2 separate regions of the Homo sapiens genome follow, and region 2 is linked to region 1. A link is an interaction called in ENCODE POLR2A ChIA-PET data of the cell type or tissue named here. Cell type or tissue: MCF 10A. All regions are shown on one strand. Links, peaks and the distances in the headings refer to the core of each region. The heading gives the core; the rest is flanking DNA. Region 1 overlaps SCOC-AS1 (SCOC antisense RNA 1). Region 2 overlaps MAML3 (mastermind like transcriptional coactivator 3).

Region 1 (4,395 bases), core at 116-4,115:
GGAAATGTGGACACTGCCAGAGACATCCCCAAACAGAGAGACAGAGGGGCTGGAATACTACCACTTCTTTCTTTCCCCTGCCCTCTAATTCCTGCTAGGATTTCCCTCTGGCCTAACTTAAGTGGAAGCCAGCTGGTCAGGACCCCTAGGAAGTATGTTGTAGGTAGGAGAAGGTGGGGAATGATCGACATTCCCTTGCACAGTATTTGTAGATGATTCTCAAAGAGAAGCAATGATTGTCTCCAGTAAATAGATTTATAATAGTGGAATTAGGCATGAAGTGAGGCAATATTTGGGAGCAAGTTCTTCTTAGTGACTGCTGTGGTCTGAATGTCTGTGTCCTCCCAAATACATATGTTGAAACCTAGTCCCCAACATGGTGCAATTAAGAGATGGGGCCTTGGGAGGTGATTAATGGGGTCTGTGCTCTTATACAAGAGGCCCAAGGGACGTTGTTCATCTTTTCCACCAAACAAGGATGCAGCAAGAAGGGGCCATCTATGAAGCAGACCCTCACCAGACATCAAATCTGCTGGTGTCTTGATCTTGGACTTCCCAGCTTCCAGAACTGTTGCTTATACATTTCTGTTGCCTATAATTACTCAGTCTAAGGTATTTTATTACAGCAGCCTAATACAGTAACTCTGCAATTAACACTACTCAGTCCTCTGCTGATCTTCTGGTAGAGCATACTCTGCTAAAATCAGTGTTGTTCTGCAGGTAGGGAGTTACCCAGATCTTCTTTGAGCAGTCTGAGGTTCCTTCCACTATGATTGCCTAAAGTTTAGCTCAGTGAAGAATCAGCAATCACTTGTCTTGACCCAAGAATACAAGAGCTAGGGGCTCAGTTAAAGTTCAGGAGGTGCTTATCAAAGTCTATGGTTTCTGCTTCTCTAACTCAGTCCTAGAGATGAAGTCTTATGGTCTACAAAAGTCTACAGCTTCCCTTTCCTTACAAAGATCCTCTATTGTTGTTTATGAGCCCCTCTTGTTCCTCAGGGATCTTGCACATCCCAGAGGAGCAATCTTGGCCTGTCTGAGTTTCTTAGGTTTGATCTAAGTAGCAGATTCAACCACATATGAGTTCTATCAAGGCCGGATGGACACTCATGGATACTGGGTCTCTCACAGAAATCCTATCTCCAAGGAGATGCTATTTCACAATCATTAGGGATTGTATGCCTTTACATTAAATATTTCAAAATTATTTCAAATAGTGGTCATGACAAGAGATGATAATAAGAGGACAGGGAGATTCTATTTTATTTTATCCCAAGAAGCTAATGTTGATGTATATTGCATTGATTTAATATAGTTCACTTAATGTGATTGATCAACCACAGGAAGACGGCCTTTATGGAGACATGATTCTTACTCTTATGCCAATTTAGTCAGGGCTAAGAAGAGGATGTCAGGTATTTGCTGGTGGTAGAGGCTGTGATAAGTTCAGGACTGTGCAGGCAGATCATTGCTTTCAGAGAGTGGGATATGATGAATGTGCTATTCATCTGTTTAGTGCTATTGCCACAATTTGCTGGTTCTTAAACAGAGCTTTACAAAATAGGCTTGTTGTTAGGCCAGGCTGCTAATTGTGCTAGTAATTAAAAATTGGCAGTGCTGAGATTGGCCCATATTCCCTACCTCAAAACCTTCCAAGTCAGCGTTTGCCTTTCACAATGAGCAAAACACCTGCTCTGTTTCCTCCACTCATTTTCTAGGACCTTCAAATGCCACTCAGTTGATGCTTTCACAGAGCCTGGGAGGATTTCTGGTGTTTCATTCAGAAAGACTGTATGCACACTGGAGAAAGCAGGACTATATATAGCCAGGGCCGAGCAGAGGATGACCTCCGTGAATGCTCCAAGGAGCCAAGGACATGACTGCGCTCATGGCCTCAGATCACCCTCCTGCCAAGATTCTTTGATGACACCAAGTTTTGCTAAGATTTTCTGGCTCTGGGAGCCCGTGTGTCGATTCTTGGAGGTTGAGAGCCACGTGGCAGCCTGCAGCTTGCCGGCTTGTCTGTGCACGCACGCTCATGCACTCACATTCACTGAGAGTTGATGCGTCATCCTCCTATATTTATCCAGTTGCTGTTTCAGTGGCTCTGAGAAGTGTCTGGAGAAAAGCAAAGCTGCTTCCTCCTGCTATGCAAGCTGTCTGAGCTCCAGAGACAGGCTCTACTGTCTTGTTCTGTGTGTGTGGAGAAGGGGCATGCAGAACATGGTTCCCAGAGTGCCTGGGTCACTGATGAGATGCCCTCTTTTTTCCCCCAGCCAGTCTAGAGCTTACAGTTCAGGAGCAGGCAGCTTTGGCACTCTAGCCACAGCCCCAGTGTTTTTGCTCACGCCCAGTTAGGTCTAACTGGGAGGGCCATGATGTGAGTAGAATAAACATCTGGGTGAAGAGTTGGAGATGGCCAGGGCCCTGGGGTAAGACAAAGTGGGAGCAATAGCTACAGTAAGGAATGAGTATCTGGAAAGGTATCATTGAGCATAAGAGCTGAAAGGGATCATTGATACCATCTTCCCAAGACAGCTGTTTTACAGGTGAAGAAACTGAGGCCAAGTAGGTGAAGAGTCACGCAGCACCAGTGCTGATCCTGAAGTGATGCACTTTTAATTCTAGAGCAGTGACTTTCCATGACCCTGTGCCCAGCAGGTGGAGCCTCACCTCACAGCTGGCCATTCTCTGGCAAACATCCTGCAGAATGGAAGACCCAAAGACAATGTGCTGAAGACCAACCATGAGTCTCTGTCAGAGGAGTCACTGATAGGTGATGGGAAGTGTGCTGGAGAAGTGGCTGCACTCAGGTCTCTGGCTTCTGCTGGGCCCCCTTCTAACATAGCCTTGTCACCACTCTGTTGCTGAGGCATTGTCACATCCTGTACTCTGGCCACCTCCCAGGCACATCCTTTTACAATCACCACTTTATACTTTGTGGACAAGCACAGTACCCACAGAATAACTCACTCTAGAAAGATTCAAATAGATATATCCAAATAAATCTGGGCTTCTTTGCCATTCCTTAAAGCCTATTACCTCATGATAACATATGCAAGAGAAAAACAAATACCATTCCAAATTCTTGAAGAATGATTAATATATTGAAGCTTTCCTTGAACAGGAGTAAAAGAGAGTTACTCTGAAGTGCCTATTCAAACTTGCAACAAATCCACTTTTCCATTCCTGTCTCCCCCAAACCCCACAGCTCATGGCAGCTACTGAAATTTCTCTTCTCTCTTTCAAAATCTCCAGCCTAGGTTGCCTCTCTTGACACTCCCTCCTTCCCTCTGTCTTGCTATCCTTGCCAAGTTCTAAATGTTTTCATTGCCTCCTTAGGTGGCTCTATGCCCTTTCCCATGTAGATCAAGTAAACCTCTCTTTACTTTCTCCCCATACTTTATCTTTTCTACCCATTTCTCTGACCAGCACACCAAAGGCATCCAAAGGCATAGGAACTGAGCCACTGAAACAATAATCTTCCCTAAAATATGGTGAAGGAGATTATTGTAAATTCTTATGCTTTATATTTTAAAAAAATCTTTGTCACATGAAAATCCAAATCTGATTGATCTTCAACCAGTTGTACTTGGTTGGGTTGCTCCATTGTTGAATTCCTACAGGGCTGGAAGTGATACAATATTAATTAAAGGCTCTTTAAAGATGATGCTTCCTTATTTCAAATAGGCTTCTGCTGCTTCTCATCCGGGGGAAGTCACAAGTTTCTCTCCTGGATAGCACTCTTCTTAGGACGTTATGGGTGCATTACCAGCTGCCTGTTGCCAGTGGGATTGGTATATCCTTTTTTACAAGGTTCTGGTCAAATCTTAAATAAATTCTGAAGAACAATAAACCCTTCAGGAACTTTCGCTCTATGTGCAATGTGTCTGTAAAGCAGCAACCAGTAGGCATAGAGCATTTGACATAATTTCTTGCATTGTTGGGAACCTTCCTTCTCCCTCGTGCATTCCTGCTTTGGACAATATGATAGGAGTTTTCATTCTTTTGAAAGCATTGGGAAAAGTAGCTTTAGCCCCTCTCAGCCCTGTTCACTTTTCCCTGAGGGACTAGTCATGATTTAGCTGCCTGGTGAAGTGGGGAGTTTCTCCAGGCTCATGGGAAACTCTGCTCTTCCTGTCCCTTCTTCTTCGGATCTCCCCCCGAGGGTGGGTGTGTTTTGCCCACCTCCTGTCTTGTGGGTGGCAGTCATGATGGGGTTAGGAGCCAGCTCTGCTTCCAGGGCCAGGTCTCAAATCCTAGCTCTCACTTTGTTCCAGTGTAGAGACATAGCAGATGCAGATGATGCAGCTGTTTTGCTCTGTGTGTGTGCTCTGAGGAGCCAACCCTTCCTTGAGTGAGATGTACCAAGTGTTAGACCTAGGGAAAAACATT
Region 2 (4,395 bases), core at 281-4,280, 420 kb before region 1:
AAAAACTTTTAATGGTAAAAAATGTTATTGCTACTTTCACTGTCACTAATTTAGCTAAAATTTTCTAGGAATGAGAACATGGTAAAGGGATTAGGAGACAGAATGGAAAAGAAACTGAGTGTGGGAGGCAGGTTTTAGGACTACTCACTAAAGCAGGGATTCACAACTAATATATGTCAATGAATAGCAAATAATGATATTGTCTCAATCCAACTGGCAAATCAATTCAACTAAGAATTTTTTTAAAAAAAGAATTAACGAAGGGTAAACTTTTTTAAGTAGGGAGTTTCCCTTCCTTAAAAAAGTATTTTCCCAGAGGGTAGAATTAATACACATGTATGATAGAAAGTTTAGAAAATTCAGTTAAATATAAAGAGGAAAACAATAATCACTCATAATTTTTCCAGCCAGAAATAAATATCATTCCTAACATTTTAGGAATTCAGTATTTAGAATTCCTAAAATAACATTTTAGTTATTCAGTATTTTTCTACACATATTAAAAGTCACAATTTGGATTGTAACATATAATTGTTTTATGATCTATTTTATTCATATTATGAGCATTTCCATATGATTAGTCATTCATTTATATCATGAATGTCATGTACGTATTTATTTTTCCAAAATACTTATTTTTGGATCAAAGTTTTCACTATCATAAGTAACACCATGAGCATAATCTTTGTTCAACCATCTGATCAAAAAGAATAATATGTAAATTCTGAGAAATGCAATTACTAGATAAAACACATTCAAAATTTTGAAATATCTTTTGTTTCTATTTTTGTTTCCCTGTTTTTTGAAATATACAGGAAGTAAGCGCATTCCTATTCATTTCTGAGATGGCATTTTATACAAATGTTCCAAATAAGTAAACATCTGTAAAAGACAATTTTCTTGAAATAAACGTGCCTAAAAGGCTTTGCTGCTGAAGTCATTCATTAAAACGAAATGTTGATCATGGTCATTGTGATCAACAAAGAATAAAGTGAGTTTTCACTAGCAATAGCAGAAAACGAAACTGAACTAAACCTATGTATAATTATATTTTATATCGTACCTGTAATTCGTGCTCGTATTTGTGGAATGTACCCGCATATAATGTAATGAACTATTCTGAGAACTATGTAAATACTGCTTCACAATCAGATAAAAACAAGAAATAAATGATATGTTTGCAGAAAGACATTCACATGTTTATATATGTATTTTGAAGCTCGTTTCAAACAGTGGTGAGTTAATATTTCATTAAAAAGCACGCTTTTACCTGATGAGATTTTGTGAGGTTAAGAAGTGATTATTCTAATGAGGACTCACAAAAGAACATTCTGTCCACACTGAAAATACTTCGTGAGACGAGAGAAGAGAGGAGGAGCACACAGATTTAATCCAGAAAAACATCACTTTGCTTCTTCAGCTGACTGAGCTCTTTCAAAACATGACCTCTGCAGCTACCAGCTTCAGTGACACATAGTTAGGCAGGCATAAGGACCTCAAAGAAGTACCCTTAAAACTCATGTTCCCGCAAAGACAGGAACTTGTCCCAAGTTGGCACATTTTGAAAGACATTTAGTGGGGGTGAGGATAGGTGCATCATTGCACTCACATGTCTGCAGAGCCTGTGAACTGGAATTAATTATTCATCTTTGGTCTGGCTTGAAGGAAATACTCTACTGTAGCTAGTGTAAGAACAGCGAATGTAGAAGCACAATTTGTATTAACAACAGACCATTCTGACAGCTTGTGATCTCATAAACCTTCTGACACGCCTGGGCTACTACAAACATTCATGTATATTGCCTATATTTCTGCCTGCTTCAGAACTTAATCTGGAGTATATAAAATGCTGTTATCTCCCCAATGGTATATATTCTTAATGAAACTAAGATAATATATAGAAGTTCACATTTCAATGATATTTTTCTAGTAGCTACTGATTGCAGTCAATGTAAACCAAGTTATACTTTTATTTATCCAGACGGAATCTTTAGAGCCGGCTGGCATGTGCAGACAAGAAGCCACTGTGAGGTTTGGGGGTTGTAAGGCTGAGGACAAGAATGAAGCCACAGAGCTCAGGCCTGTCTCTGCAGGCCAGCACCACCTCCAGCCCTGCAGCTCCATCAAGCTTGGGGTTTCGGGGGTGGGGTGGGGCACTCCAGGAGCTACAAGATGCAAATAACCAAGTGAGGCAAGATCTGCCTGCGTTATTTCCCAGTGCTTCTAAAGTACTCAACTGTGGACACCTACCCAAGCACTAGTTAGAACCTGTTTAGACATGAGGGCCTCTAAAGCAAAGACTTTTCTGCAAATTCTCCAAGTAAAATGACCATGTCTGCATCCTGGAAGAATTGAGGCACAGCACAGCAACTGGCAGTAAGATGATCTCTCTTGAATTCATCCATGTAGGGCAGGGGGAGTCGCTTTAATGGGCATTTCCCCACTCTCTCCTTCAGGGTAGAACAAATGTTATATTAAAGGAGCTTTGGCTGTTTGCCACTGGTCAGGATGAAGAGACTGAAAAGCTTGTCAATGACTATTCACTTCCCGACTGGTTGCTGCTCATTTTTTACCATGCATACCAAGAGCCCAACCTCCCATGAAGGAGGACAGTGGGAAAGTAGAGACTTTAATACAGCACTAAGATATATTCACCATCACATTTTCCTGAAATAGAGCTGATTGTATCAGAGAGGTTTCATTGCACTCCCAAGTAAGAAGACTGAACCAGCTTCTAACTGTTGCTAGTCTAGCAGCAAGTGTTTAAACATTATAAGGTCCTACAAAAATCTACCCTCCACTTCACTTTGAAAATCCAGAAAGCTCTCCTATATTTGAATATCAACAAGCCAAATTTCCCATTATTCATAATTCAGTAGGACAGCTGAAGGCTGCTCAGGGCCTTATAAAACTGTTGTAGACAGCCCTGAATGTCCCCTGCTTCCCACCACCCAGAGCCTGGGATCATGCAAGCTGGGAGAGAAGCTACAGAGGTAGTGCCGTGTTTGGTGGAGTGACCTCTGCAGCCTCCCTCCCTCAGAGTGAGAATTTTATGTAATTCTTATCTGCAGTTGGGAATAAAAGAAGTTTGATTCCTAGACACTGAAATACACGAAAGTTTATCATGCCACCCTTTTCCATTTCTTAGGAGAAATGGAAAAAGAACACTCCAAACCTGGCCACTACCTGAGGATGTGTAAAGAGGTTTTCTGCAGGCAATTAGACCCCACTACAGTGGAAGCTTGTAGAACATCACACATCGACAGTCTGAAATGCACCACAAGAACTGCTCGAAGAGTGTGTCACTTTCACACTTACCTGACCGTGGGATGGAAGTGCAGCGTAAGCCATGGGCTGATTCATCACTCCTTTCTGCTTCATGAGAAGCAGGCGTTTCTGGTCTTCGCTCAGGTGTGCCCTGGGGGCCTGGAGCTGTGGAGGTGGCGGCTGCTGCTGCTGCTGCTGCTGCTGTTGCTGTTGCTGCTGCTGTTGCTGCTGCTGGATATACGGCATCAAGGGGTTTTTGTTGGGGTTGGCCACTGGTGGTGTCATCCTCTGACTCAGGTCTGCATTGAAGTGGGTCAGGGGTTTAGTGTTGCCATAAGTCAGAATATTGTGCTGTTTGTTTAAGGAGTTTGTACCCAAGTTATTTGGCTGCTGATTGATCATATTCATGTGATTCTGAGGGAGGTAGTTATTCATTGTTGTCTTCTGCAGGTTGTTTGCCATTGGAGGCACTATAGGGTTTTGGTTGTTAAAGGCTTGGGGGTACATCATTGGGCTATTTGGTTTTTCTGCAGTAAAAGCTGCTCCATATGGACTAGAGGGAGGTCCTAAGGGAGACCAATTTGAAGTCTGATTTGAGTGCTGTTGCTGCTGCTGCTGCTGCTGCTGCTGCTGCTGCTGCTGCTGCTGCTGCTGCTGCTGCTGTTGCTGTTGCTGTTTCTGCTGCATGAGTTTGGCCCTTTGTTGCTGCTGTGCAGCCATCTGTTTGAGCTGTTCTGCTGGAGACATGTCAGAGCTGGGCACAGCCACAGGCCCTGACGCTGAACCGGCCACTGTCACTGCTGCCGGATTCAGGAGATAACCATTTCCAGGCCGAGGTGGAGCTTGGCCTGGAGTGTGGGCTTGGTTTGGAGTTTGAGGGGACTGGACAGCACAGTTTGCTGGTGAGCTTGCAGGGTTTGGAGCTGCGGGAGTGCTGGCAACAGAAGGTAAACTAGTGGCCGTGGAGACAGTAGAAAAGGGAGGACCAGAAGAAGAAGGCCTCGCCTGGGGAGATCCCATGGAGACATGTGCGAAGGGAGAGTGAGAGGGGTCGCTCTTCACGCTCGCACTCTCCTGGGAGAGAGGGGTCTCAGTTGCTGGCTGCGAGAATTCTGGCTCCTTCTTCTC

What was found. ChIA-PET counts read pairs that join two places held together with the same protein. Peaks named below come from ENCODE experiments on the same cell type or tissue, not always from the same donor. Only the 100,000 strongest peaks of a DNase experiment are listed, where the experiment ranks them.
Region 2: POLR2A ChIA-PET joins it to region 1 with 5 read pairs; 1 of 35 experiments calls an interaction of 5 or more read pairs at or near these places.

What each region holds. Positions count from the first base shown.
Region 1 is chr4:140,306,617-140,311,011 of GRCh38, forward strand. All of the region lies in intron 2 of SCOC-AS1 (SCOC antisense RNA 1), which reads right to left. It also overlaps a transcript of SCOC not described here. Among named protein-coding and RNA genes, the nearest start is that of SCOC-AS1, 65 kb to the right of the region's middle. In MCF 10A, for the core only: a CTCF peak has its summit at 2,663 (motif pointing right); a DNase peak (open chromatin) is centred at 2,015.
Region 2 is chr4:139,886,039-139,890,433 of GRCh38, forward strand. MAML3 (mastermind like transcriptional coactivator 3) reads right to left here. Exons shown (of 5, transcript NM_018717.5): 2 at 3,319-4,395. Among named protein-coding and RNA genes, the nearest start is that of MGST2, 220 kb to the left of the region's middle. RefSeq lists an enhancer at 2,009-2,148. In MCF 10A, for the core only: no CTCF peak of the experiment used is centred there; DNase peaks (open chromatin) are centred at 2,213, 2,493 and 3,373.